Regions from separate parts of the Homo sapiens genome. Here region 2 is linked to region 1. The links are chromatin loops, found by intact Hi-C in ENCODE. Cell type or tissue: mammary epithelial cell. All regions are shown on one strand. Each heading gives the region's core, and the rest is flanking DNA. Links, peaks and the distances in the headings are about the cores only.

What was found. Hi-C counts contacts between places; a loop is a spot of excess contacts. Peaks named below come from ENCODE experiments on the same cell type or tissue, not always from the same donor. Only the 100,000 strongest peaks of a DNase experiment are listed, where the experiment ranks them.
Region 2: it touches region 1 in a loop (11-fold over the local background); 56 of 110 quality-filtered maps call a loop at or near these places.

The regions. Positions count from the first base shown.
Region 1 is chr7:73,846,825-73,861,926 of GRCh38, forward strand. It overlaps TMEM270 (transmembrane protein 270), which reads left to right and starts at 14,335. Exons shown (of 3, transcript NM_182504.4): 1 at 14,335-14,442. The coding sequence starts at 14,371. RefSeq lists a silencer at 4,704-4,763 and enhancers at 8,885-9,384, 8,976-9,185, 9,306-9,365. In mammary epithelial cell, for the core only: a CTCF peak has its summit at 8,905 (motif pointing left); DNase peaks (open chromatin) are centred at 4,167, 4,867 and 8,797; H3K4me3 peaks cover 278 bases; H3K27ac peaks cover 2,302 bases; H3K27me3 peaks cover 150 bases.
Region 2 is chr7:73,605,005-73,620,106 of GRCh38, forward strand. MLXIPL (MLX interacting protein like) reads right to left here. Exons shown (of 17, transcript NM_032951.3): 2 at 11,067-11,173; 3 at 2,586-2,668; 4 at 2,327-2,416; 5 at 1,970-2,014; 6 at 906-1,107; 7 at 684-764. Among named protein-coding and RNA genes, the nearest start is that of MLXIPL, 12 kb to the right of the region's middle. RefSeq lists an enhancer at 2,535-3,118. In mammary epithelial cell, for the core only: CTCF peaks have their summits at 8,095 (motif pointing right) and 11,087 (motif pointing right); DNase peaks (open chromatin) are centred at 7,937 and 9,467.

The DNA.
Region 1 (15,102 bases), core at 4,099-12,098:
TAAATATTAGGGGTTTGGTATTTTTCTTACAGCAAGAAGGCCAGTGGTCAGCAGCACAGGGGCCAGGCCAGGGGCCCACTGATCTCACAAGGGCCCTGGTGCCAACCTCTCACTTGCCACATTGTGTGTTTGCACTGTTGGCTCCTTCTGGTCACAAATGGTGGCAGCAACTTGAACATTCCTTGCATCCTTACATTCAAAGCCCAAGGCAGGCCAGGTGTGGTGGCTCATGCCTGTAATCCTAGCACTTTGGGAGGCCGAAGTGGGTGGATCGCTTGAAGTCAGGAGTTCGAGACCAGCCTGGCCAACATGGCGAAAACCTGTCTCTATTAAAAATACAAAAATTAGCTGGGCATGCTGGCGGGCACCTGTAGTCCCAGCTACTCGGGAGACTGAGGCAGGAGAATTGCTTGAACCTGGGAGGCGGAAGTTGCAGTGAGCCAGGATTGCGCCATTGCACTCCAGCCTAGCAACAGAGCGAGTCCATCTCAAAGAAAAAAATACAAACAAAACAAAGCCCAAAGTAGGCTAGGAATGGCAGGAGCTTTTCCTTGTTTCTCCTTCCCTCCCTCCCTCCCTCCCTTCCTCCCTCCCTCTCTCCCTTTTGTCCTTTATATTTTTAATTTTAATTTTATTTTTTTGAGAGGGGTCTTGCTCTGTTTTCAGGCTGGAGTGCAGTGATACAATCCTAGCTCACTGCAGCCTCTACGTCCTGGGCTCAAGCAATCCTTCTGCCTCAGCCTCCTGGGTAGCTGGGACTCCAGGTGCTTGCCACCAAGCCTGGTTAATTAAAAAAAAAAAATTGTAGAGATGGGGTCTTGCTATGTTGCCTAGGCTGGTCTCCAATTCCTGGGCTCAAGCCATCCTCCCTCCTTGGCATTCAAAATGCTGGGATTACATGTGTGAGGAACCTACCTGGCCTTTCTCTTTCTTTCTATGGGAGGAGGGTATTTCCAGAAGCCACAGAAGCTGGGAAACTGTGATCTGGCACTTTGAGGCTCAGGTGTGGGGTGTGAGCTTTCCATCCAGGAAGGAGGGAGGGGAGAATGGCTTGTGGTACTGTTCCCAGACCAAACTGAGGGTCGGGCTGCTACTTCTTGTGGCCCAATAACGAGATGCACACAAACTGGGGAGGAAGAGAGTTTTTATTTCTGTAACCGTTTACAGGGAGAAGGCGTGGAAATTATCACCCGACTAACTCAAAGTTACAAAGTTTTCCAGAGCTTATACACCTTCTAAGCTATACGTCTATGTGTAAGTGTGCATTCATCTGAAGACATAAGTGATTAATTTCTTTTAATCCATGACTAAGGTCTGAGTCCCGAAGCTCTTCCTCTGGAACCTCAGTAAATTTACTTATCTAAATGGGTCCAGGTGCTGGGGTGATTCCTGTTATCTCCTGCTAAATCATGGAGGTTTGAGGAGTTCCTTCAGACCGCCAATAAATTTGTTTGTGGAGGCCTGGGGAGTTTCTTCAGACCCAAAATAAAACTTGCTTAATTCTAAATGGTCCTGTTAAGAATTCCTTCATTATTTTGTCGTGATTTAAGGCCCAGGAAAGGCCTGGGCAAAACTCTTGGTGGGCTTTTGTTACATCCCAGCCTTTGTATAAGGGCACTGGCTTTTAATATTTAAATTAACCACTCAGTCAGTACTGAAACAGTTGTTGGGGAGACCTGGCCTGCCACAGTGCGGGCTCCTGTGCTGCTCCTGGGGTGTGAGGGCGTGTGTTCCTTCATGTGCACCTGTGTGATGAGCGGGGAATGTTACAGGTGTCCATTTTGATGTGTGCAGGACCCAGGCCATGGAGAGCTTGGTCCCCAGGCTATGGACTCCCTCCCTTCCTTCCTTCCTTCCTTCTTTTCTTTTTCTTTCTTTCTTTTCTTTCCTTCCTTCCTTCTTTCTTTCTTTCTTTCTTTCTTTCTTTCTTTCTTTCTTTCTTTCTTTCTTTCTTTCCTTTCCTTTCCTTTCCTTTCCTTTCCTTTCCCTCCCTCCCTCCCTTTCTTCCTTCCTTTCTTCCTTCCTTCCTTTCTTGATGGAGTCTCACTCTGTTGCCCAGGCTGGAGTGTAGTGGTGCAATCTTGGCTCACTGCAACCTCTGCCTTCTGGGTTCAAGCAATTCTCCTGCCTCAGCCTCCCAAGTAGCTGGGACTACAGGCATGTGCCACCACGCCCAGCTAATTTTTTTTGTATTTTTAGTAGGGATGGGGTTTTGCCACGCTGGCCAGGCTGGTCTCAAACTCTTGACCTCAGGTGATCTGCCTGCCTCGGCCTCCCAAAGTGCTGGGATTACAGGCATGAGCCACCACGCCTGGTCTATGGACGTGCTTTCTAACCCTGAATGTGTAATGGGGAGTTGTGGCTTCAGATTTGCATTTTACCAAGATGGCTCCAGAAGGCGGCAGGGAGAGCCAGCTGGGTGAACCGCAAGTTCCGAGGCTGTTGCAGTTACTTGGCAAGAGCTGGAGTGTCAAGAGTCAGGGGCTGCTGAGGAGGGGGTGACCTTGGTGCTGATGGGGTGTGGGGGCTGTTGAGGACCAGATGGCAACTTCCCTTCCTTGGAGTTTTCTTCCTACCTCATCTTCTTCACCGCCTCCTCCTTGCTCTTCTCCTACCTCTAAGCTTAGGAGAGGCCCCCGGCTCTGTCCTGGGTCTTCTTCCTTCTCTGTGTACACCCACTTCCTAGGTGATCTCATCTAGTCCCGTGGTTTTAAATACTGTTTATTTGTGGGTGACTCCCAAATTGATGACTTCTAGTCTTGGCTCTCCCCTGAACTCTGGACTTGTTCACCCAGCCATGAAACTGACATCTCCTTGGAGGCCACAGGTCTGGCAACGAGCCCAGACCCGAGAGTGATTCTTTCCACTCCCAAATCTGCTCCTCTTCAGGGCCCGTCTCTGCAAATGCCCCTGAACCACCTTGCACTCAGGGGCTCAGCTCAAGCTGTTTTTCTCCCATCTCGCACCCTGTTCATCAGCAAATCCTGTGGACTCAAACTACACCAGCCAGGTGCGGTGGCTCACACCTGTAATCCCAGTACTTTGGGAGGCCAAGGTGGGTGGATCACTTGAGATCAGGAGTTCAAGACCAGCCTGGCCAACATGGCAAAACCCTGTCTCTACTAAAAGTACAAAAATTATCCAGGGATGGTGGTGCATGCCTGTAATCCCACCTACTTGGGAGGCTGAGGCAGGAGAATCACTTGAACCGGGGAGGCAGAGGTTGCAGTGAGCCAAGATCACGCCATTGCACTTCAGCCTGGGCAACACAGCAAGACTCTGTCTGAAAAAACTAAAAGAAAAAAAAGAAGAAGAAAATCTCAAACACACACAAAAGAAGAGACTAGTGTAATAACTCCCCATGTATTTCTTCATGAGCGTTTCAATAGTTAACAAACTGAGCCCAGCCAGAGTGGCGTTTTTACAGTATCCATCTGATGAGTTTACGCCCCTGCTTAAAACCTAAAATCCAGCTTCTTTCCTCTCCTTATCTGTAGCGTCTCTTTTCCTTGATCCGCCACTCTGGCCTCTGCTGTTCCTGGACTGTGCCAAGGCTATCACAGGGCCTTTGCACTATTTTCCAGCCGGGAAAATCCCCTCACCTCAGCCTCCCGAGCAGCTGGGACTACAGACGTGCACCACCACACCCAGCTAATTTTTTTTTGTATTTTTCGTAGAGGTGGGGTTTTGCCATGTTGCCCCACTCTTCCTTCAACTCTGCTTCAGTGGCTTTTTTTTTTTTTTGAGATGGAGTCTTGCTCTGTCGCCCAGGCTGGAGTGAAGAGGCGCGATCTCGGCTCACTACAACCTCCGCCTCCTGGGTTCAAGCGATTCTCCTGCCTCAGCCTCCCGAGCAGCTGGGACTACAGGCATGCACCACCAGGCCCGGCTAATTTTTTGTCTTTTTAGTGGAGATGGGATTTCACCAAGTTACCCAGCTGGTCTTAAACTCCTGACTTCAAGTGGTCTGCCCGCCTTGGCCTCCCAAAGTGCTGGGATGACCAGCATGAGCCCCCATGCCCAGCCATTTATGAGCTCTTTCTGTGTTGATGCTTGCGGACTGGGTTCGTTTTCACCACCGCTTAGTCATCCCTCAAGCCTCAAGCTGACACACCCAGCTGATACAGCTCCCCTTTCCTGGGGATAGGAAATAACATTGCCATGCACATGTCTCTTTGTTCACAAGTGGATGTTTCTGGAAGGAATGCTTTAACCCACTGGAGGGTAGTGAAAACAATTCAGCTGGTTGTGAAATAGAATGAACAGATATTAGAAGAGCATACTGCATGTAGTAGGAGTAATTATTGTTTTGTTAGGCTCTTGCTTCAGTTTCACATGTGTGTTTAATGAACAGCTTTGTGCAATACTTTTTTTTTCTTTTTTTTTCTTTTTAGAGACAAGATCTCACTCTGTCGCCCAGGCTGGAGTGCAGTGGCACAATCCTAGCTCACTACAGTCTCAACCTTCTGGGCTCAAGTGATCCACCTGCCTCAGCCTCCTGAGTGGCTGAGTTGACAGGCATGCACTATTATGCTCAGCTAATTTTTAAAAATATTTCATAGAGACTGGGTCTCCCTATGTGGTCCAGGCTGGTCTCCAACTCCTGGCCTCAAGCGATCTTCCCACTTTGGCCTCCCAAAGTGCTGGGATTACAGATGTGAGCCACTGCGTCCAGGCTGTTTAATACAATTCTTACCATGGGTGGCACCCAGAGACTAAAAACCAGAAGGGCACTACTGAATCAGGGTACAGGCAGTGTCTGAGACTCTGGTTAGCCTACAGAGTCATCAACGCACGTGTGCTGTAGACTTTTTTGTTTTTGCAAATGAGGGTGAGATCATATCTCACTGTGGTTTCAATGTGCATTCCTCCCTAATGACTAATGAGGTTGAACCTCTTTCCATCAGTTTATTGGCTCCTGGAGTTTCCTTTTCTGTGAATGGCTTTTGCTGTTGTATTCCATTGGGTCGTTTGATTTTTTTCCCTTTCCCTATTTTTAACTGACAAGGAACAACCGTATATATTAATGGTGTATGACATGACATTTTGATATAGGGATGTATTGTTGAATGACTAAGCAAGCCCTTTAACTTATGCATCACCTCACATACTCATATCATTAGTTTGCAGTGAGAACATTTAAAATCTACTCTCTTGGCAACCTTCCTCCCTTCCTTCCATCCTTCCTCCCTTCCTTCCTCCCTTCCTTCCCCCTTCCTCCTTCCCTTCCTCTCTCTCTTTCTTTCTCTCTTTTATCCCTCCCTTCCTTCCTCCCTCCGTCCTTTCCTTCTTTCTTTCTTTCTCTTTCTTTCTTCCTTTCTTCCTTTCCTTTCCTTTCCCTCTTTCTGTCTCTCTTTTCCCTTCCTTCCTTCCCTCCCTCCCTCCCTTCCCTGCTTCCCTCCTTCCCGCCTTCCCTCCTTCATTCTTTCCTTCCCTCCCTCCCTCCTGCCTGGATCTTGTTCTGTTGCTCAGGCTGGAGTGCAGTGGTGCAATCTCCACTCACTGTAACCCCTGCCTTCTGGGCTTAAGAAATCCTCCTACCTCAGTCTTCCAAGTAGTTGGGACCACAGGTGCGTGCCACCATGCCTGGCTAATTTTTGCGTTTTTTTTTTTAAATAGAGACAAGGTCTCAATATGCTTCCCAGGCTGGTCTCCAACTCCTGAGCTCAAGCAATCCACCTGCCTTGGCCTCCCAAAGTGCTGAGCGAGATTACAGGCTTGAACAACAGTGCCTAGCCAGCAATTTTCAAGTGTACACGAGATTGTTATCAACTATAGTTAGTGTGATGTACAACACATGTCTTGAACTCACTCCTTCTGGCTAACCAAAATTCCATGTGGGTCATTTAATTTTATCTTACTGATTTGTAAGAGTTCCTTGGATACTTCAGATTGTGGATACTGTTTGCAGCGTTGCAAACATTTCCCCCAGGCTCTCACAGCTTTTGGCTTTGCTTGGTGACTTGGGCCAGGGCAGTGGCGGTGGCTGGTGGTGGCCGTGAGGGGCTGCAGGACTTCTTTCAACAATATGGTTTACTATTTATTTATTTATTTATTTTTCTGAGACACAGTCTTGTTCTGTCACCCAGGCTGGAGTGCAGTGGCGTGACCTTGGCTCACTGCAACCTCCGCCTCCCAGGTTCAAGCGATTCTCCTGCCACAGCCTCCTGAGTAACTGGGATTACAGGCATGCACCACCACACCCGGCTAATTTTTGCATTTTTAGTAGAGACAGGGTTTCGCCATGTTGGCCAGGCTGGTCTCGAACTCCTGACTTCAGGTGATCCACCTGCCTTGGCCTCCCAAAGTGCTGGGATTGTAGGTGTGAGCCCCTGTGCCCGACCCACAGTATGGTTTAAACAGAGAGGTGAGGGGGCTTTGAGGAACATTTTATTTTTTCTTATTTTATTTCTAACTTTGTGAAACCCTAGGAAATGTCCTGGAAACATTTGCTTTAGGACATGAGACAAAAGAGCAGGTAGATGCCGGGCGTGGTAGCTCACACCTGTAATTCCAGCACTTTGGGAGGCTGAAGAAGGGGGATTGCTTGAGGCCAGAAGTTGAAGACCAGCCTGCGCAACATAGCAAGATCCTGCCTCTACAAAAAAAAAATTTTTTTTTAAATTAGCCAGCCTTGGTGACATGCATCTGTAGTCTACTCAAGAAGCTGAGGCGAGTCTGGGCGGGGTGGCTCATGCCTGTAATCACAGCATTTTGGGAGGTCAAGGCAGGTGGATCACCTGAGGTCAGGAGTTCAAGACCAGCCTGACCAACATGGTAAAAATCCCATCTCTACTAAAAATACAAAAAGTAGCCGGGACTGGTGGTGTGCGCCTGTAGTCCCAGCTACTCGGGAGGCTGAGGTGGGAGAATCGCTTGAACCTGGGAGCAAAGGTTGCAGTGAGCCAAGAATGTTCCACTGCACTGCAGCCTGGGTGATAGAGTGAGACTGTCTCAAACAAAACAAAACAAAACAAAACAAAAACAAAAATAAAAAGAGCAACTAGAGAAAGAGGGAGTGGATGAGGATGGGGCAGGGGTGCTGGGAGAATGTCGCAGAGAAAGGTCTAGGTGAGCTGGCAGAAAACAAATGTCTAAAAAGTTTGGTTCTGAACAAATTGGTTGATAAATGAATTGGTGAATGTTATGAATAATTTCCATTGCTTTTTGTTATATGTTGATTATTTTCAAATTTATTTAGGTATTTATTTTTGAGACACAGTCTTGCTCTGTCACTCAGGTTGGAGTACAGTGTCGCAAACACAGCTCACTGCAGCCTCCACCTCCTGGGCTCACGCAATCCTCCCACCACAGCCTCCTGAGTAGCTGGGACTACAGGTGTTCACTACCACTCCTGCCTAATTTTTGTATTTTTTTTTTTGGTAGAGACAGGGGTCTTGTTATGCTGTAGGGCTGGCTTTGAACTCCTAGGCTTAAGCGATCCTCCTTCAGCCTCCCAAAATGCTGGGATTACAGGTGTGAGCCACTGTGTCCGGCCTGCATTTATGCTTTTTTGTCCATTTCTCGGCACTTTATTTTGGGATGAATAATGTTTTTGAACCATGGGATGGTTTGACGACTTTATATCCCTTTTAAAACATTTTTAAAGTATTTCCATTCATTTTTATTCAAAAATTTTTGAATTAATTTTAAGGAAGCAAAGATTTTTCTTTACATTTGGCAGTGAGCTTTTTAAAATTCAAATTTCAAAATCATGTCGGGTGAATTCCATGTGAATTCCCATGTGAATTTCCATGTCGGGTGAAAATCATGTCCAAGTGAATTGCCTGAAAACTGGTTGCAATAATGATTTCCACACATTGGTTTGTGAATTAATAAAATTTTTGCACCCTGAGTGGTTTCTTTTTTACAAGTTTGCACTTATTTGAAAGCAATTTTGTCCCATTTGTAGCTTATTTTGTTTTGAAAAATTCTTGAGTTCCTTTTCCTTCACAGATACCGACTTCATTACTTATCAGCTCCCATACGCTGCCCCTCACAGGCTCTATTTCATTGGTTTCTCCCCGCAACTTTCCCTGCCTGGTTCTAAGTATTTTCCAGTTTTACAGATAATGAAATTTGGGGCAGGAGCTCTTGTAGCAGCTCAGTTCAAACCCAAGTTTGTCATCTCTGAATCTATTTCTTTAACCAGGATCCGGTCCTTCATACTTTCATTGCTTTTTGATCATTATTTTCGCATGTAATTGGCTTGGGTAAAACCATCTTCAGAAAGAAAAAATGCAGGCCAGGAGTGGTGGCTCACACCTGTAATTCCAGCACTTTGGGAGGCTGAGGTGAGAGGATCCCTTGAGTTCAGGAGTTTGAGATCAGCCTGGGCAACTTAGTGAAACCCCATCTCTACACACACACACACACACACACACACACACACACACACACACACACACAAACACAAATAGCCGGTTATGGTGGCGCATGCCTGTAGCTTAGCTACTCAGGAGGCTGAGGCAGGAGGACCATTTGAGGCCAAGAGTTCCAGATAACCTGGGCAACATAGCAAGATCCCCCTCTCTAAAATATTTAAAAACAAAAACAAAAAACAGAAAGAAGAAACACCAAGCTCCAATAAGTATACAGACATATTTATCCTTTTTGCGTATTTTTTGGCAAAAAAAAAAAGTGAAGATTTGAAACGAAATGAAGTTTTAACTTAGGAACATGACATAAAAAAAGATTTTGGTCCTGATCATTTCTCCGTGGTTTTGCCTCCAGCAACCCAGGCATGACGAGACCTGCACAGGGCAAACTCCTGGGGATGACGCGACGTTGCTGTTACCGGGAAACCGGCCTCGCAGGGCTTGGGGACCAAGCGAGTCTTTGGGAACTCTCCACCCACTAGCGCGGGGCGCCCAGGCGCGCCCCGGTGTCTGCTGCCCCCGTGCGGCCGCGCTGCAGTCCTGCACCCTCAGGGGGCGCACCTGAGAGCCGATGGGTACCCAGGCTGGCAGACCTCAGAGGTGGGCTTCCTGCTTCTCCTCTCATCCTGGGTCCTGGGGCGGAGAAGGGCAGAGGCCGGTGAACGGCGCCCCACTCCCCGCGGCGTTGTGCAAGGCAGCGGCTACTGATAACTGGGGTTTCCCGCCTGGTCCTCCCTGCTGCCCTGCAAAGTGAAACTCCAAAGCCACACAGAGCAATGGTGCATGGATGGCCTTGAACCTGGTGCTGAGTAAGAAAGAGAAGGGCGCGAGCGGGGGGAAGCTTTGGACTGAGGGTTCAAGGCTCCCAGTTGATTGATCTACGTTGGAGGCTCCTCCCACAGCAGGTCCTGCTACCTTCAGGTGCAACCTGGTAGGTAGGGCCGTTATTCATTTCTTTCTTTTTTTTGGACAGGATCTTACTTTGTCACCCAGGCTGGAGTGTAGTGGTGCAATCAGGCTTACTGCAGACTCGACCTCATGGGCTCAAGCGATCCTTCTGCCTCAGCCTACTGAGTAGCTGGGAACACAGGCACATGCCACCATGCCCGGCTAATTTTTGAATTTTTTTGTAGAGATGGGGTCTTGCTATATTGCCCAGGCTGGTCTCAAACTCCTGGGCTCAAGCAATCCTTCCACCTCTGCCTCCTAAAGCACTGGGATTGCAGGCCTGAGCCACTGCACCCAGCCGTCATTTTTCTTTTCTTTTCTTTCTTCTTTTTTTTTTTTTTTGAGACAGAGTCTTGCTCTGTCACCCAGGCTGGAGTGCAGTGGCATGATCTTGGCTCATTGGTTGCAACCTCTGCCTCCCAGGTTCAAGCAATTCTCCTGTCTCAGCCTCCTGAGTAGCTGGGATTACAGGCACGTGCCACCACGTCCGGCTAATTTTTTTGTATTTTTAGTAGAGACAGGGTTTCGCCATGTTGGCCAGGCTGGTCTAGAATTCCTGATCTGAGGTGATCCACCAGCCTTGGCCTCCCAAAGTGCTGGGATTACAGGCATTAGCCACTGTGCCCAGCCAGCTTTCATTTCTTAATTCAACAAATTTACACAGAGCTCCTTCTGTGCCCCTGGCACCGTTCTAGGCATGGGATGCAGCAGTGAGGCAGGTTCGTGGCCCTTGCCTTCAGAAGTGGCTTGGCAGGAAGGGGAGAAGGCAGGAAGATGAGAAGGTGATCCCGGGGTTTCTGGCTTGTGGACCTGCGTGGTTGGGACTGCTCTCCCTCAGTTAGCTTAGGGGACATCCTGAGTCGGTTTCACACCCCAGTGGAGGCTCCTGACCTCTGACACTAGGTATCCAGGCTTCTGTGGGCACCTGTTCCTGTGGTCTGGGCAGCCACAGAGCCACAAAGAGCCCTGGCTGGAGTCTAGCTTGGGGACTAAGACCAGGGCTTTGGTGGGGGCAGGGAAGGGCAGGTGACTAGAGCTGGGACTGAGACATGTGCCTAGCATTCCCATGGGGCTGCCCATAGGGGCTGTGGGACAGAGTGAGGTCTCTTCTGCTCTAGCTCCCACACTGACCACGGGGAGTGTGGTCAGTATGAGGCTGGAGATATCAGCTCAGCCTCTGTGGCAGTGGAGTTCTGGGGACAGGGATACCAGGTGATGGTGGTGGCAAACCAAAGAGAGGAGGGAAAACAAACTGCAAATCCCAGTCTCAGCCACCTCTCTTTCTTTTCTTTTCTTTTCTCCCTCCCTCCCTCCTTCCTTCCTTCCTTCCTTCCTTCCTTCCTTCCTTCCTTCCTTCCCTTCTTTTTTTTTTTTGAGATGGAGTCTTGCTCTGTCACCCAGGCTGGAGTGCAGTTGCCTGATCTCGGCTTACTGCAACCTCTGCCTCCCGGGTTCAAGAGATTCTCTTGCCTCAGCCTCCTGAGTAGCTGGGATTACAGGGATGCACCACTACACCCAGCTAATTTTTATATTTTTGGTAGAGACCAGGTTTCATCATGCTGCCCAGGCTGGTCTTGAACTCCTGGCCTCAAGTGATCCACCTGCTTTGGCCTCTGAAAGTGCTAGGATTACAGGAGTGAGCCACTGCACCCGGCTCAGCCACCACCTTCTGACCCCCAGCAATCCCTTTGCCTCTCTCCCCAAACCTACTCCTTCTCTTCCCCGCCCCCACTTGGTGGGCAGCGCTACTTTCTGCCTTTCACTCAAGTCTTCTGGGTTGGGGGTATCCCTGACCCCTGTCTCGCTTTACTTCTTTTCCTGTTCATTCCTCTGTTGGGATGCCTCTGTCTATGTGTCTTTCACATTTCTGTATGTCTTGTGAGTGAGGCACTAATGGATTGCCTTTTGCCCTGGACTTTCTTTTCTAGGATATCTGTATATCAGACAACCTTGGAAGACATAATGTCTCCTTCTGGGGCAAAAGGCAGCCCTGCTTACTGCACATTAGAAAAGATTTGGGTTTCCTGGCCAGGCGCGGTGACTCATGCCTGTAATCCCAGCACTTTGGGAGGCGCTGGCAGGCGGATCACCTGAGGTCAGGAGTTCGAGACCAGCCTGGCCAATATGGTGAAACCCCATCCCTACTAAAAATACAAAAATTAGCTGGGCTTGGTGGTGCGAGCCTGTAATCCCAGCTACTCGGGAGGCTGAGGCAGGAGAATTGCTTGAACCTGGGAGGCGGAAGTTGCGGCGAGTGGAGATGGTGCCACTGCACTCCAGCCTGGGCGACAGAGTGAGACTCCATCTCAAAAAAAGAAAAAAAGAAGGCTGGGCGAGGTGGCTCCCACCTGTAATCCCAGCACTTTGGGAGGCGCTGGCGGGTGCATCACCTGAGGTTAGGAGTCTGAGACCAGCCTGGCCAAGCTGGAGAAACCCTGTCTCTACTAAAAATACAAAAAAGTAGCCGGGTATGGTGGTAGGCGCCTATAATCCCAGCTACTTGGGAGGCTGAGGCAGGAGAATTGCTTGAACCCGGGAAGTGGAGGTTGCAGTGAGCCGAGATTGTACCACTGCACTGGGTGACAGAGCAAGACTCCATCTCAAAAAAAAAAAAAAAAAAAAAAAAAGAAAAGAAAAGATTTGGGTTCCCTAAACTCAAGCCACCTCTCCTGTAACACACCCACCTCAGATACTGCCAGGCATCATCTGGCCCTTGTCATATCACCCTGTGGGATTTGGAGCTCAAGGAATGAATGGAAAATGCTTATAACCTAGTTCACTGCTATTGCCATGAGTAACATTGTCTTTGATCTCTGACCTGGGAGTCTCATGTCTTCCTGTGGCAGCTGTGGAGCTCTGGTTGGCTAACTTGTTAGCATGAAATTGGGCAACGTCTCAGATCATCGTGGGTCTTGACATCCTCCAATTCTATCTGTTGTACCTGCTACAGATTTCTGGCATCTGTTGTCTCCATTTCCAGGGCCTCAGCCCTGGTCAAGGCTCCCATCATCACATGTCTAGGGGTTTATTTGTTCTGGATTCCTTTTTGCTGTCCCTACCCCAGAGTCCTCTGCCTTAGTTTCCATGCACACTGCTTGAGCCGCCTGCTGCAAGACCCCCACCCGACCATCTGCTGGAGGGCTTTCTCTGGTGTTTGTGCTGGTAAGATTGGAGGTTCAGCGGGAGTTAATGTCCAACAGGAAGCAGACAGGTCATGGAAGATAAATACCCCAGTATTCATGCTCCTTGGGTGGGGTGACTCTGAGGTGCGTTCTGCACCATTTTCCAGGGGATTTTGGGGATCAGCCCCGGTTGTCTGAACTCAAACCCTGCTCATGAACTCATCTGTCCTTGCCTCTCTTTCTTTTCTTTCTCTTTCTTTTCTTTCCTTCCTTCCTTTTTCTTTCTTTCTTTCTTTTTCTTTCTCTCTTTTTCTTTCTTTTCTTTCTCTTTCTTTCTTTCCTTCTTTTTCTTTCTCTTTCTTTCTTTTTCTTTCTTTCTTCTTTCTTTCTTTCTCTCTCTCTCTCTCTCCCCCTCCCCTCCCCTCCCCTCCCCTTCCCTCTTTTTATCACAGAGTCTCACTCTCTTGCCCAGGCTGGAGTACAGTGGCATGATCTCAGCTCACTGCAACCTCTGCCTTCTGGGTTCAAGCAATTCTCCTGCCTCAGCCTCCTGAGCAGCTGAGATTATAGGTGCACGCCACCATGCCAGGCCAATTTTTTTTTTTTTTTGTATTTTTAGTAGAGACGGGGTTTCACCATGTTGGTCAGGCTGGTCTCTGCTGAGACCAGCTTGGCTGGGGAGACCCTAACCCAGCAGCACTAGAGGAATTAAACACACACACACACACACACACACACACACACACACACAGAGAAATAAAGAGGTGTGAAGTGGGAAATCAGGGGGTCTCACAGCCTTCAGAGCTGAGAGCCTCAAACGGAGATTTACCCACGTATTTATTAACAGCAAGCCAGTCATTAGCATTGTTTCTATAGATATTAGATTAACTATAGATTAGATTAGATTCCCATAGAAGTATCCCTTATGGGAAACAAAGGGATTGGGCCCAAATAAAGGGATGTGTTTGGCTAGTTATCTGCAGCAGGAGCATGTCCTTAAGGCACAGATCACTCATGCTCTTGTTTGTGGTTTAAGAACGCCTTTAAGCAGTTTTCCGCCCTGGGTGGGCCAGGTGTTCCTTGCCCTCATTCCGGTAAACCCACAACCTTCCACCGTGGGTGTCATGGCCATCACGAACATGTCACAGTGCTGCAGAGATTTTGTTTATGGCCAGTTTTGGGGCCAGTTTATGGCCAGATTTTGGGGGCCTGTTCCCAACAGGTCTCAAACTCCTGACCTCGTGATCTGCCTGCCTCGGCCTTCCAAAGTGCTGGGATTACAGGTGTGAGCCACTGTGCCTGGCCCCTTGCCTCACTTTCTGACTTCCTATGGATGCTTGCAGGGCCCACTCCCCAAATAAACTCATCACCCTTCAATTTTTTTTCTTTGTTTAGAGATAGGGTCTTGCTCTGTCACCCAGGCTTGAGTGATCCTGGCTCACTGCAACTTCTATCTCCTGGGCTCAAGCGATTCTCCCACTTTAGACTCCTGAGTAGTTGGGACTACAGGTGTGCATGACCAAGGCTGGTTAATTTTTTTCTTTTTTTGTTTTTTTGTAAGACAGGGTCTTGCTATGTTGCCCATGCTGGTCTCAAACTCCTGGCCTCAAGCGATCCTCCTACCTTGGCCTCCCAAAGCATTGGGAATCCAGGCATGAACCCCGTTCCTAGGCGGCACTTGATTCCTGTTCCAAGATCTGGGGAAATCCGACCCGAAGGAAGCTTTGCTCTAAGACCTCCTTGGCCGTGTTGGGCTCAGACGTGGACTGAGGTTTCAGAGGAAGCAGTGGAGCGGCAGGAGCCAGGTAAAGGCAGTGGGTCACTGGCGGCAACCGGGTCCCCATGGTAACTTGGTCCCCACCCTGTGGCATCTGTGAGGTCACCCTGCTTCTCCCAGCTGGAGTAGGTGGGGGAGGCCAGACATGGAGGCCCTTCCTCCAGTCAGATCCAGCCTTTTGGGGATCCTGTTGCAGGTTACGAGGCTCTCAGTGCTGGTGAGTGGGGGCTGGGGGTAAGTGGGGTGGGGACCACACACCAGGCCCTTCACAGAGCCACCTCAGAGCTGCCGGGCCCAAGCCCTGCCTGTCCCATCCAGTGGAACGAGGTGGCTGCCTGCCTTCCAGAATAATCTGACATCTCCCAGAAGCCCCACTCCAAACTACAGTGCTGACATTTTCTTTTCTTTTCTTTATTTAGAGACAGGGTCTCGCTCTGTCGCCCAGCCTGGAGCGCAGTGGTGCCGGCTCAGCTCGTTGCAGCCTCCAACTCCCGGTCTCAAGCAATCCTCCCCCCTCAGCCTCCAAGTAGCCGGGACTATAGGTGTGCACCACCACGCCTGACTAATTTTTGTATTTTGTAGAGATGGTGTCTCACTACGTTGCCCAGGCGGGTCTCCAACTCTTGGCCTCACATGATCCTCCTACCTCAGCTTCCTGAGGTGCTGGGATTATAGGTGTGAGCCACCGCACCTGGCAGCATTTTCTCTATTGAGGGTCACTCCTATGGGTGAATCATTGTTTTTCCCATTCATTTTTTCTTTTTTTTGAGACAGAGTCTCGCTCTGTTGCCCAGGCTGGAGTGCAGTGGTGCGATCTCGGCTCACTGCAACCTCTGCCTCCTGGGTTCAAGCAGTTCTTCTGCCTCAGCCTCCCAAG
Region 2 (15,102 bases), core at 3,129-11,128, 240 kb before region 1:
TCTGCCTGACTCGGCCTCCCAAAAGTGCTGGGATTACAGGTGTGAGCCACCATGCCCAGCCTAGCAAATAGTTTTAAAATGCATTGTGTGAAAAATAAATAGACCCAAATAATTCAAAGTTCTTCTCTCCCCTGAGAGAGTCCCAGCCTTCACTGCTTTCTTGGGAGCCCCTGGTTCCCTGGCCAGGTACTCTCTTGGGCCCTGCCCCCATTGGAGGCCACACCAGCTGGACAAAAGGAGACCAGGAAGAACCCTCAGAAACCACCCAGACCTGCCAGGCATGGTGGCTCATGCCTGTAATCCCAGCACTTTGGGAGGCCAAGGCAAGAGGATGGCTTGAGCTCAGGAGTTTGGGACCAGTCTGGGCAACATGGTGAAACCCATCTCTACCAAAAATACAAAAAAAATTAGCCGGGTTTGGTGGTGCACACCTGTAGTCCCAGCTACTCAGGAGGCTGAGGCGGGAGGATCACTTGAGTCTGGAGGGCAGAGGTTGGCACCACTGCACTGCAACCTTGGTGACAGAGTGAGATGCCATCTCAAAATAAATAAATAAATAAAAAGACAGAAAAAAAGAAACGACCCAGACTATCAGCCCTCCCAGAGGGGCCTGGGATGGGCTCATCGGCCTTCCTCACACAGACCCTGCCCGTCCACCCGACCTGGGGAGGGGCTCGCCCCACCTGAGATGTCCATGAAGTCATCCAGGCTTGGCTGCAGTGGCGTCAGGTCCGGCTGGATCATGTCAGCATTGCCGACGTAGGCTGGAGGCAGCAGTGGCGACATCAGCAGCAGCAGGCAGGGAGGAGCAGGGTCCCCACCCCCATCCCCAGCCATCCCTCCCTTGGCCTCCTGGAATCTCACAGGCCTTCACCCCTCTCCCCTGCCCTTTCTCAGACCCTCACCATCCTCAGGCGGCAGCTGCAGGGGCGAAGGGCCGGACTGAGTCATGGTGAAGAGAGTGTCTGAGATGTCGGACAAAAAGCAATTGAGGTCCAGGAGCTGCCGCCCACCCGGCTCCTCCTCTGGGTCCCCCAGCAGCACGGGGACCACACTGGAGAAGAGCTGTTTGCACCATTGCTCCGGCGGCGGCCACCTGCCTTCCGCCTAGGGAGACAGAGCCGTCAGCAGCCGCTAGAGAGCTCCCACTGCCCCGATCTTCCATATCACCCCTCTCCAGGGTCAAGTGGTCAGCAGGACAGAGGGTCTGTCTGTTCACACCTCTGTCACCTTTCCCTAGTGGACCTAGCTTGCTGCTTGAAAGGCCAAGATCACTCCATTGGCCTCTAAGAACTTCCCCCAGGAGATAGACCAGGATGCAGATACAGGGGTCCCCTTCCTGCTCTTTAGATTTTTTCCTGTCTGGGACCCCAGTTCTTTGGTCCCTCTGGTTTTTTTTTTTGTTTGTTTTCTTTTTCTTTTTCTTTTTTTTTTTTTTGGAGACGGAGTCTCACTCTGTTGCCCAGGCTGGAGTGCAGTGGCGCAATCTCAGCTCACTGCAACCTCCACCTCCCAGGTTCAAGCGATTCTCCTGTCTCAGCCTCCTGAGTAGCTGGGATTGCAGGCATGCGCCACTATGCCCGGCTAATTTTTGTATTTTTAGTAGAGACGGGGTTTCACCATGTTGGCCAGGCTGGTCTCGAACTCCTGACCTCAGATGACCCACCCGCCTCGGCCTCCCAAAGTGCTGGGATGACAGGCGTGAGCCACCACGCCCGGCCTGGTCCCTCTGTTCTCCCATGCCTCCCACCACTTGCTCAATGACCTGGGGTCTTCTCACCACCTCACCCTCACCCCCCAAGAAGAGAAGAGCTCAACAAATGAACCACAGGATGGCAGTAACATCCCACATTCCACCCTCATGCCCAGCCACTGTCTTGCCCACTGAGGCGGAAACTGTCAACTCTGCCTCCCATCTACTTGGGGGGCAAAGGGATGCCCTTGCCTGCTGGACTTACAGAGCACCCACCTGCTTAGGGGCCAGGAGGTCATCTTCCCTGCTGGGCTTACGGAGCTGCAGGGACACACAGAGTTGGACACCGGATCCCTTGCCCCATCCTCCATCACTTTCCCCCCAAAGTCTCCTCTACTCACAAGCGATGAGATCCCCCATTTCCCATCAGGAGCTCACCCGACCCCTAGGTAAGGAGGCCGCTAGGAGACGCTGTGGCCACACGGTGGCGCTGTCGGCCCGGGACTGAATGGAGGGCCCGAGGGGCGCAAGCTCGGGGGTCAGGATCCCCTTTCCAGGGATCTTCCGAGGCGGGCGGTAGCCGGCAGCCGCAGGAGGAAAGCTCTGGGGCCTCCCTGGCCCTCCCCCACTGACCCGCTTCTTGTAGTAGATGCGCCACTTGTGGTATTCCCGCATCACCACCTCGATGCGCCGCTTCCAGTAGTTCCCCTCCAGGACCACGGCCTGGGGTAGGGGCCGGGGGAGGGGGATCAGTAGAGAGGGGAGCACCGCACACCCATCTCCCACCCTTCACCCCATCCCTGTCTGCTCAGCGCAAGGCTACAGGAGGCAGGGGCTGGTCTTGGTGGGTGGGCAGGTGGGCAGGTGGGCAGGCGGTCCAGAACCCAGCTACCTCCGGCTTCCGGTGCGCATCAGCCTCAGGCCCCTGCAGGGGGGTCACGAAGCCACACACGGGGCTCTTCCTCCGCTTCACATCTGAGAGAAGGGGGCCAGGTCAGGGGCACCCAGCTTCCTCATCCCCCACCTCACCCCAGGGGACTGGGACTCAAGTGACACCCTGCGAAATCCTGCTTGGCCTTTGACGTTCAGATTAAGTGCCCATGCTGCCTCCTCCAGGAAGTCTTCTCGGATGATGCTCTAGCCTCCTAGATCTTCCTTTTTTTTTTTTTTTTTTTGGAGATAGGGTTTCACTCTTGTTGCCCAGGCTGGAGTGCAATGGCGTGATCTTGGCTCACTGCAACCTCCACCTCCTGGGTTCAAGCGATTCTCCTGCCTCAGCCTCCTGAGTAGCTGGGATTACAGGCGCCCACGACCAGGCCCAGCTAATTTTTGTGTTTTTAGTAGAGACGGGGTTTCACCATGTTGGCCAGGCTGGTCTCGAACTGCTGACCTCAGGTGATCCACCTGCCTCGGGCTTCCAAAGTGCTGGGATTACAGGCTTGAGCCACCTCACCCAGCCTGATCTTCCTCTACAGGGCACTGTGAATCCAACCTCCCACACCTTCTCTGGGTTCCTCTGGAGCCCCATAGGTACACTTGCAAAGACTGCTGAATGGATTGTGGGGCCATAGGCCACAGAGAGTGAGCTGCCTCCAGAAAGTCCTGGTTAGGGCTGGGTGCGGTGGCTCACACCTGTAATCCCAGCACTTTGGGAGGCCTAGGTGGGTGAATAACGAGGCCAGGAGATCAAGACCAGCCTGCCAACATGGTGAAACCCCGTCTCCACTAAAAATACAAAAATTAGCCGAGCATGGCGGCACATGCCTATAGTCCCAGCTCCTTGGGAGGCTGAGGCAGGAGAATCGCTTGAACCTGGGAGGTGGAGGTTGCAGTGAGATCACGCCACTGCATTCCAGCCTGGTGACAGAGCAAGAATCCATCTCAAAGAAAAAAAAAAAAGAAAAAAAGAAAGTCCTGGTTAGACTGGCAGGCCAGGGGCCTAGAGCCTTGGGTCCTCTGCCTCAGAAGGCTAGGCACTACCCACTTTCATTGCAGAGAACCACCCTTGGTTCACTTCTGACCACCAACATGTGTCCTCTTCCAGGCCTCCACCTCCCCTCCCAGTCTCTAATTCTGACCTCTCCCCAGGCTCTTGCCCTTGGCCCCAACACACACTCCAGGCTCTTTTTTGTTTTTGTTGTTGTTTTGAAACAGGTTCTTGCTCTGTTGCCCAGGCCAGAGTGCAGTGGCGCAATCATAGCTCACTGAAGCCTTGACCTCCTGGGCTCAAGCGATCCTCCCGCCTCAGCCTCTGGTGTACGCCACCATGTCTGGCTAATTTTTAAATTTTTTGTAGAGACAGGGTCTCCCTGTGTTGCCCAGGCTGGTCTCGAACTCCTGAGGTCAAGGAATCCTCTTGTCTTGGCCTCCCAAGGTGTTGGGATTACAGGCGTGAGCCACTGTGCCTGGCCTCTTCCTTTTTATTACTGTTATTTTTAATTTTTTGGTAGAGACAGGGCCCCACTATGTTGCTTTGAGGACTGGCCTCAAATTCCTGGGCTCACGAGGCTTTTCTTTATCTCCTAGCTTCCCTGGCCACTTTTTTTTTTTTTTTTTTTTTTTTTGAGATGGCGTTTCACTCTTGTTGCCCAGCCTAGAGTGCAGTGCCACGATCCCAGCTCACTGCAACCTCCACCTCCCGGGTTCAAGCGATTCTCCTGCCTCAGCCTCCCAAGTAGCTGGAATTACAGGCACGCGTTACCACGCCCAGCTAATTTTTTGTATTTTCAATAGAGACGTGGTTTCACCATATTGGTCAGGCTGGTCTCAAACTCCTGACCTCAAATGATCCCCCAACTCAGGCTCCCAAAGCACTGGGATTACAGGTGTCAGCCACCTCACCGGGCCCTGGCCGCTTTGTGTGTGTGTGTGTGTGTGTGTGTGTGTGTGTATGCTTGAAACAAGGACTGAATCTGTTGCCCAGGCTGGTGTGTGTGTGTTTGAGACAAGGACTCAATCTGTTGCCCAGGATGGAGTGTGTGTGTGTGTGTTTGAGACAAGGTCTCAATCTGTTGCCCAGGCTGGAGTGCAGTGGCAGGGATCTTGGGTACTTCGATCTCCGCCTCCTGGGTGCAAGTGATCCTCCTACCTTAGCCTCCAGAGTAGCTGGGACTACAGGTGTATACCACTGCACCCAGCTAATCTGTGAATTTTTAAAAAAAATTCAACATGGTTTCACCATGTTGCCCAGGCTGTTGTCAAACTCCTGGGCTCAAGCGATCTGACTGCCTCAGCCTCCCAAAGTGCTGGGATTGCAGGCGTGAGCCACCGCTCCCAGCCCCTGACCACTTTTCACTGACTCCTTTGCAATGCCCACCCTGCAGCCTCTCTCACTCTGGCCCTTTCCTGCTCTAGCCTCATATCCAGCTGCCTGGGGACCCTCCCTAGGATGTCCCAAAACTTGCCACAAAAACCCCACTGACTCCCAGCATTCCAGGTCTGACTGTTATATTCCGGGTCTAATTGAGAAAAAAATCTCAATCTCATAGGATCTGTGACATTTCTCCCGCTGTCCCCTCCCCTCCATCCTCTCTCACTGTGTCACCCCTTGGCCTGGTGTCATTTCTCACAGGGACCTCCCTGACTCCAGTGTCACACTCGGAGCTCATCTTCCAGTTGCAGCCAGGACAATTCTTTCTAAAGTGCAGTTCAGGTCTGGAACCCTCCATGGCTCCCTACTACCTCTGGGACAAAGTCCACACTCCTTGGCTTGGCTTCCAAACCCGTCCCCCTCCTCCATGACTGGGCCACCACTTGCTTCTCTCAGCATCTCATCTCCTTTTTTTGAGACAGGGTCTCACTCTTGTCACCCAAGTTGGAGAGCAGTGGTACAGTGCTACGGCCTTGGCTCACTGCAGCCTGCACCTCCCAGGCTCAAGCGATCCTCCCACCTTAGCCTCCCGAGTAGCTGGGACTATAGGCATGTGCTACCATGCCCAGCTGGTTTTTTGTATTTTTGGTAGAGACAGGGTTTCGCCATGTTGCCCAGGCTGGTCTCGAACTCCTGAGCTCAGGCGATCCACCTCCCTCGGCCTCCCAAAATGCTGGAATTACAGGCATGAGTCACTGTGCCCGGCCTCCCTGTCTCCTTTATACACCTCACCTTGAAGCCACACAGCCCACCTTTTCTTTTCCTTTTTTTTTTAAGATGAAGTCTCACTCTGTCACCCAGGCTGGAGTGCAGTGGCCTGATCTTGGCTCACCACAACCTTTGCCTTCTGGGTTCGAACAATTCTCCTGCCTCAGCCTGCCTAGTAGCTGGGATTACAGGTGAGCGCCACCACGCCCCACTAATTTTTGTATTTTTAGTAGAGACAGGGTTTCTCCATGTTGGCAAGGCTGGTCTCGAACTCCTGACCTCAAGTGATCTGCTCGCCTCGGCCTCCTAAAGTGCTGGGATTACAGGCGTGAACCACCACATCCGGCCCTTCTGGTCTTATTCTAACAGGGAAGCCCCTCTTACCTTCCCTCCTCTGCCCACAATTCAGGATAGCGCCTCCTCCAGGAAGCCTTCCTGCCTGCCAAAGCCCACAGCGCTGCCCACCTCCCCTCCACCCTGGCCTGTCAGGTCTTTACATGCTCGCCTTGCTGCAGGGAGTAAAAGCAGCTCCTGCCTTTGGCACAGAGCTTGACACACAGCTGGTCTACTTAGAGGCAACCTGAGACTTTTCCTGGCTGCTCTGACAAAGAGAACAACTGCTGACCCTTCCTGCCCCAGCCAACTTCCTCTGGGACAAACGAGGACACAGAGGAAGGGGGACCACTGGAACATGAAATTTACTAGGGCTTTTTAGCATCATTTACAAAGTTCTGTCCTAAAGAACATTCTCCAAAATCTGCTGGGCACGGTGGCTCACGCCTGTAATCTCAGCACTTTGGGAGGCTAAGGCCGGCGTATCACTTGAATCTAGGAATTCAAGACCAGCATGGGCAACATAGTGAGACCCCATCTCTACTAAAAATACAGAAATTAGCCAGGCGTGGTGGCGCATGCCTGTAATCCCAGCTACTTGGGAGGCTGAGGCATGAGAATTGCTTGAACCCGGGAGGCAGAGGTTGCAGTGAGCTGAGATTACACCACTGCACCCCAGCCTGGGTGACAGAGTGAGACTGTCTCAAAAAAAAAAAAATAAAATAAAATAAAGCATTCTCCAAAATGGACACTGATAGGATTGAAGGAGGGGTTTTGTCCTGGTTTCTGAGCCCAGATTGGACAGAAAACAAAGGGCTGGGTCCTTGGGTGCATAGACTCCCAGGGGGCTAGATAAGGAAGGAGGGTCTCAAAGTGTGTCTGCCCCTGGCTTTCCAGATGAGGAAATGAACACCAGCAAAGATGAAGTTTGTCCTGGTACGGTGTGGTGGCTCACGCCTGTAGCCCCAACATTTTGGGAGGCTGAACTGAGAGGATTGCTTGAGGCCAGGAGTTTGAGACCAGCCTGAGCAACCTAGTGAGACCCTGCCCCTACAAAAAATTAAAAATAAAAAATAGCTGGGTGTGGGGGCGCATGCCTGTAGTCCCAGCTACTAGGGAGGCCGAGGTGGGGGAATTGCTTGAGCCCAGGAATTGGAGGCCGCAGTGAGCTATGTTGGCTCCACTGCACTCCAGCCTGGGTGATGAAGTGAGACCCTGTCTCAAAAAATAGAATAAAATTAAGTTTGTTAGGCCAGGCGCGGTGGCTCACGCCTGTAATCCCAGCACTTTGGGAGGCCGAGGTGGGCGGATCACCTGAGGTCGGGAGTTCGAGACCAGCCTGACCAACATGGAGAAACCCTGTCTCTACCGAAAATACAAAAAATTAGCCGGGCGTGGTGGTGCGCACCTGTAGTCCCAGCTACTCAGGAGGGTGAGGCAGGAGAATCGCTTGAACCCCGGAGGAGGAGGCTGCAGTGAGTCGAGAGCACACCATTGCACTCCAGCCTGAGCAACAGAGTGAGACCCCCATCTCAAAAAAAAAAAAAAAAAGTTTGTCCAGGGCTCTCAGAAAGTCAGGGCCAAGTGAAGCCCCCCTCCCCAGCCCAGAGACCCCATCCTCTGGACTGTTTCTCATGGAAAGGCTGTAACCATGTGGCTTCCTGGGGGCTGGGGCAGGCTTTGTTTAACACTGATAAGTTCTTCCCTTCACTCAGCCGCGGAACCCTTTGCACCTATGCTGAGACAGATACTGGGACAGGACACATGGATGAATCAGGCAGGGTGCCCACAGCTTAGCGGGAGAGATAAGGAAAGTAAACAAACAACCCGAGACAATGCAAAGTGGAAAGTCCTTCTTGCCCCAGGAGCGGTGCAAAGTGCCAGGGAGCTCCCAGGACACCAAGACGATTTCAGAGTGTGGGAGTATGACTGTTGGATCAGGAAAGGAAGAATCTTAGAGGATAGGAGCCTGCAGGGGGTGGCAGAGCCCTTCCTGCTTGAGCCCTAAGGCCCGACATTAGTGGCGTCAAGCCAAGTAAGCCCTTCTCCTCCCCACTCCCGTGAAGCCCACCTTCAAACCTTTGGCGTTTAGGGAGGAGGAGGGGTCTTGACATTTGTTGTATGTGTGTCACGTGCTGCTATGACTATGACAGTGAGATACAGATGATCTCACTGAAAACTCAGTGAACCTCAGAAATAGGACCTATTGGCCGGGCGCGGTGGCTCATGCCTGTAATCCCAGCACTTTGGGAGGCCGAGGTGGGCAGATCACTTGTGGCCAGGAGTTCAAGACCAGCCTGGGCAACATGGTGAAACCCCGTCTCTACTAAAAATACAAAAATTAGCCAGGCATGGTGGCATGCGCCTGTAGTCCCAGTTACTTGGGAGGCTGAGGCACAATAATTGCTTGAACTGGGAGGTGAAGGTTGCAGTGAGCCGAGATCGTGCCATTGCACTTCAGCATGGGTGACAGAGCAAGACTGTTTCAAAAAAAAGAAAACCAAGAAAAAACAAATAGGACCTGTCATTCCCATTTTCACAAATAGCAAGCTTCGACTCCGGGAGGCTAGAGAATTTCCCAAGCCCACACAGTTAGGACATGCTAGGGCTGGACTGAAACCTCACTCTGTCTGATTCCGAACCTGGGGTCCTTCCAGCAACTTGTGCAATAGCTGGAGATCAGTGTGTCTGGGTGAGGACCCCAGGTGACATCATGCCTCAGCTGCCATCAGAAATTTCTTCTGCAGGCTGGGTGTGGTGGCTCACGCCTATAACCCCAGCTCTTTGGGAGGCTGAGGCGGGCAGATCATCTGAGGTCAGGAGTTCGAGACCAGCCTGGACAACATGGTGAAACCCTGTCTCCACTAAAAATACAAAATTTGGCGGGTGCCTGTAATCCCAGCTACTTGGTGCCCACAGCTTAGTGGGAGAGATAAGGGAAGTAAACAAACAACACGAGACAATACAAAGTGGAAAGTTCTTCTTGCCCCAGGAGAGGTGCAGGAGGCTGAGGCAGGAGAATCTCTTAAACCAGGGAGACGGAGGTTACAGTGAGCCAAGATCACGCCACTGCACTCCAGCATGGGCAACATGAGCGAAACTTCGTATTAAAAAACAAAACAAAACCAAACAAACCCCCCCCACCGCCATAATTTGGAGTTGGGGAACTGTGGACTTCCAGCCAGCCCCAGCTCTGCTTCTTTTACGCTCTGTGAACCTGAATATGTCACTTGCCTTCTGAGCCTCAGTTGCTCATCCATAACATGGCGGTAATAAAACCTATCTCCCAGGGTTGCTAGGAAGCCTTAAATAAGGTGATTCACGAAAGTGCCTGGCATGTAGATAAATGGAAACCAGAAAACACACCCTCTCCCTGCTTGGATGAAATCCAGCGGGGCGAGGACAGAGAATACTGCGTGTGGTCTCTCCTGGGCTTTGCATTCCCAGCTCAGTGCAGCCTTTGATCCTGCAGCAGAACCTGACCTGAATGAGGTCCCAACACAGGGCTGGCGGATCCAAGTCCTCTCTGCCTCTGCTGCCCTGCCATGGGGAGTGGGGTGTTCCCAAATGAATGAGAATGTGACCTCCTTAAGGATACATCATGTATTGGATACCAACTTAGTGGCAACACCCTGGAATACCTGTTATCTCCACACCAACCATGAAAGTTAGGACTATTGGCCTCGTTTTTTGTTTTGCCCTTTTTTTTTTTTTTTTTTTGAGACGGAGTCTCGCCCTGTCGCCCAGGCTGGAGTGCAGCGGCGCGATCTCAGCTCACTGCAAGCTCCGCCTCCCAGGTTCACGCCATTCTCCTGCCTCAGCCTGCCGAGTAGCTGGGACTACAGGCACCCGCCACCACGCCCAGCTAATTTTTTGTATTTTTAGTAGACACCGGGTTTCACTGCGTTAGGCAGGATGGTCTCGATCTCCTGACCTTGTGATCTGCCCGCCTTGGCCTTCCAAAGTGCTGGGATTACAGGTGTGAGCCACCGTGGCCTCGTTTTTATAGATAAGGAAACAAGTTCAGAGAGGCTAGGCAACTAGCCTGAAGTCACACAGCCAGCAAGGGGCAGAGACGGGGTGGAGGAACTAGCTCTGGGCAACTCTAAGTCCAGAGTTCCTTCCACGAGATGGCATGGCCTCTCTGGATCCCCTCTGCCCAATTGGCCATGGTGGGCACCTACTGGATATTCAGGAAGGACTTCAATGAAAGGCTGGTGGAGACCCATGCGGGATCCTCAGTTTCTCCATTTACAAAGTGATGCAGTTGGCCCCGCTAGTGTCTAATGGCCCTTTTTACCCTCGCATTCAAGGCACCCAACTATGCTAATGGGATGCAAAATGGGCTTTGAACTGTACCTCAAATCTCAGCCTACCCTAGTGCTACTGAGGGGTGACCTCTGCTGTGCCCAGCTTCACAGTGGAAACACCCTTTGGGACCTATTCCCCGAGACCCGCTGGAGGTCAGGAGCTATTCAGGAGTCCTGGTGCTGGGGGCCTGGTCTCCCCCTAAAAGGCTGTCAGGGTCAGGCGTGGTGGCTCACGCCTGTAATCCCAGCACTTTGGGAGGCCAAGGTGGGCAGATCACTTGAGGTCAGGAGTTCAAGACCAGCCTGGCCAACATGGTGAAACCGTCTCTACTAAAAATACAAAAATTAGCTGGGAGTGGTGGTGGGTGCCTGCAGTCCCAGCTACTTGGGAGGCTGAGGCAGGAGAATGGCTTGAACCTGGGAGGCGGAAGTTGCAGTGAGCCGAGATGGCACCACTGCACTCCAGCTTGGGCAACAGAGCAAGACTGTGTCTCAAAAAAAAAAAAAAAAAAAAAAGGTTGGCAGAACTCTGCTAGTGCTGGCCTTGAGGACCCCGGGGATTTTCCTGGGCAGCCACCATGTAGAACCCTCTGGCAGGAGGGTTGGAGGGGGCAGTCCCTCCCGGCTTGGGAGGCTGGTGGTAGCCACTCACACTGGATATACCAGGCCCTCCAGATGGCGTTGTTCAGGCGGATCTTGTCTCTGCAGAGCAGCTTGAGGCCTTTGAAATTCTTCCACTTGGGAGACACCAGCTTGCCACTGTCAAAGGGGAGAGGAGTAGGGTTAGGGAGATGCAGTGCTGCCACAGAGGCTGGTCCCCATATTCCCCATGCACTAGGCATCCATCTATGGTTGGCATTTGAGGGGCCCCTCCAAATCTGGCCCCCCAACCCAACCTGCCTGAAATTCCTATCCAGAGAGTCAGACCTTCAAAATCCCCTTCCAGACTCCCACCAGCGGCCCCTGTGTTCCCTGGGGAGACCTGTTTGTCAGTCTACTGCAGAACAAAAGCCACGCTGAAACCTGTGGATCAGCTCGGCCCTGGAAGCAACAATGTCCAGTGGCCTCACAGGTGTGTCTTGGAGGCTGGCTGGGGACAGTGCTCAGGCCCATTTCTCATTTAAGAGAATAAGAAATGACCTTCCTGGGCTGGGTGCAGTAGCTCACGCCTGTCATCCCAGAACTTTGCGGGGCCAAGGCGGGTGGATCGCCTGAGGTCAGGAGTTCGAGACCAGCCTAGTCCAACATACTGAAGCCCTGTCTCTACTAAAAATACAAAATTAGCTGGCTGTGGTGGCGCACACCTGTAATCCCAGCTACTCAGGAGGCTGAAGCAGGAGAATTGCTTGAGCCTGGGAGGCGGAGGTTGCAGTGAGCTGAGATCACACCGTTGTACTCCAGCCTGGGCAACAAGAGTGAAACTCCGTCTCAAAAAAAAAAAAAAAAAAAAAAGACCTTCCTGAGAGTCAGGGAGGAAAGGGGCAGGTCCGAGGTCACTCAGGCCTCCTTAGGCCCAGGAGAGGCAAAGGGGATGGCCATGGTTTGCCTGGTAGAGAGGGAGCCTCTGTGTTTTGTTTTGGTTTGGTTTGGTTTTTTTTGGTTTGCTTTTGGTTTTGAGACGGAGTCTCAGTCTGTCATCCAGGCTGGAGTGCAGTGGTGAGATCTCAGCTCACCACAACCTCCATCTCTTGGATTCAAACAATTCTCGTGCCTCGGCCTCCCGAGTAGCTGGGATTACAGTTGTGCGCCACCACGTTCAGCTAATTTTTTTGGTATTTTTAGTAAAGACGGGGTTTCACCATGTTGCCCAGGCTGGTCTCAAACTCCTGACCTCAAGTGATCTGCCCACCTTGGCCTCCCAAAGTGCTGGGATTACAGATGTGAGCCACCATGCCCAGCCGAGGGTGCCTCTTTATAGAGAGTGGCAGTCACTGCCTTCATGGTACAGTCCTTTTGGTGTCTGCCATGCCCAGAATCCCAGGGTGGCAACCTGGACTCAGCGAGAAGGTGTGCTCTTCTCAGGGCTGCACAGAAGACAATGAACCAACAGATCCCAAAGGAAGGCCGCTAGGATGAGCAAATGGTATTCATGGAGACAGAGCACCCTCACTCTAACCCTAGCTGTCCATCAAATCCACAGGATGGGCTGGGCGCGGTAGCTCACGGTTGTAATCCCAACACTTTGGGAGGCCAAGGCGGGAGGATCGCTTGAGCCAAGGAGTTTGAGACCAGCCTGGGCAACATAGCAAGACCCTGTCTCTACAAAATAATTTTAAAATTAGCCGGGTGTGGTGGCATGCACCTATAGTCCTAGCTACTAGGGAGGCGAGGTCAGAGGATTTCTTCAGCCCGGGAGTTTGAGGCTACAGTGAGCTATGATCACGCCACTGCACTCCAGCCTGGGCAACAGAGCAAGATCCTGTCTTGAAGGAAAAAAAAATCCACTGGATGGAAGAGCTTACACTGGTGAGGGTCCTGCTAGGCACAGGCCAAGTCTTCTGCCTCCAGGAAGCTGAGCCAGGAGGCCAAGACATTCAGGGTCTTAGACCCCCTGCTAGTCTCTCCCTCCCTCTCTCGTCTCCATCCACAAGCCAGGGTTGTGTACCAGTCCCCTCTAGCCCGCCTTTTGCATCCCTTACTCAGATCTCAGATGGGAAGGCTGAGGCCCCAAGTCTTAGCCATTTTTTCATTTTTTTGAGATGGAGCCTCATTCTGCCACCCAGGTTGGAGTGCAGTGGCATGATCTTGGCTCACTGCAACTTCCGTCTCCCAGGTTCAAATGATTCTCGTGCCTCAGCCCCCTGAGTAGCTGGGATTACAGGCATATGCCATGACACCCAGCTCACTTTTGTATTTTTAGTAGAGACGGGGCTTCATCATGTTGGCCAGGCTGGTCTCGAACTCCTGACCTCAAGTGATCCACCCACCTTGGCCTCCCAAAGTGCTGGGATGACAGGCGTGAGCCACCGCACCTGGCCCCCAAGGCTTAGTCTTTCAGAAAACCATACCTGCTTCCTCCAGGGGTCTTTCCTACATTCTGGGGGTGAAATGTGGGTGGGTGCCAGTCTGACTCCGCAGCCTCTCCCTACTTGAGTGCATTGGTCATTGGGCCCTCTCTCCTCCCTGGTCTCCAAGTTCCTGTGTTTGCTTTGGGGTGGGGGTGGGGGACTGCCCCCTCCCCACCAGGGACAACAGGCCTCATTACCCAAATAAGATACACAGCCCAGCTCTCTGGGCCACTGGCTGGGCCCCTCCCTCTGAGAATTAGATAAACACCATCTGTTTGGTAGGGAGACATGGAGGTGGGGGTGGGGGGAGACTCTGCTACCTCCTGGGCCAGCTTCTTCTGTGGCACCTGGTGGGGGACTCCTGAGTCTGTTGTCCCTGTCTGTATCCCAGCAACCTCCCAGCCCATTCTGATCACCCCGTGTCGCACCCTTGACCTGCCTGCCTTCTCTCCCGCTTCCATGCTAAGGTTATGACGTTCATGGCCCAGGCAGGGTTAGAGCAGATGTGACAGTGACAATATCCAAGCCCAGGAGGAAGAAAAGGATTTGGGGCTGTGAGAGAAGAGACTCAGCCTGGAGGAAGAGCGTAACGCTAGGGTTCAAGAACTTTTTATGACTGGCTGGGGATGGCTCACACCTGTAATCCCAGCACTTTGGAAGGCCGAGGCAGGAGGACTGTAGGAGGCCAGGAGTTTGAGATCAGCATGGGCAACATAGTGCAACCCTGTTTCTACAGTTAAAAAGTTAGCTGGGGCCAGGCACAGTGGCTCATGCCTGTAATCCCAGCACTTTGGGAGGCCGAGGTGGGTGGATCACCTGAGGTCAGGAGTTCGAGATCAGCCTGGCTAACAACGTGAAACCCCGTCTCTACTAAAAATACAAAAATTAGCCGGACGTGGTGGCAGGCGTCTGTAGTCCCAGCTACTTGGGAGGCTAAGCCAGGAGAATGGCGTTAACCCGGGAGGCGGAGTTTGCAGTGAGCCGAGATTGTGCCACTGCACTCCAGCCTGGGCGACAGAGAGCGACTCCATCTCAAAAAAAAAAAAAAAAAAGTTAGCTGGGCATGGTGGTGCAAACCTCTAGTCTCAGCTACTCAGGAGGCTGCAGTGGGAAGATCGCTTGAGCCCAGGAGTTCAAGGCTGAAGTGAGCTGTGATCACACCACTGCACTCCAGCCTGGGCAACAGAGTGGGAACCCGACTCATAAAAAACAAGTAAATTCTGGTTGGGCGCAGTGGCTCAAGCCTGTAATCCCAGCACTTTGGGAGGCCGAGATGGGTGGATCACAAGGTCAGGAGATCGAGACCATCCTGGCTAACGCAGTGAAACCCGGTCTCTACTAAAAATACAAAAAATTAGCTGGGCGTGGTGGCAGGTGCCTGTGGTCCCAGCTACTCGGGAGGCTGAGGCAGGAGAATGGTGTGAACCCGGGAGGCAGAGCTTGCAGTGAGCCAAGATCGCGCCACTGCACTCCAGCCTGGGCGACAGAGCAAGACTCCGTCTCAAAAAACAAACAAACAAAACAAAACAAAACAAAAACTTGTTATGACCAATAGAAAAGTCTGATGAGGAGCAGTGGTGGGCCTGTAACCTAAGCACTTTGGGAGGCTGAGGGGAGAGGATCGCTTGAACCCAGGAGTTCAAGACCAGCTGGGCAATACAGTGAGACCTTATCTCTATT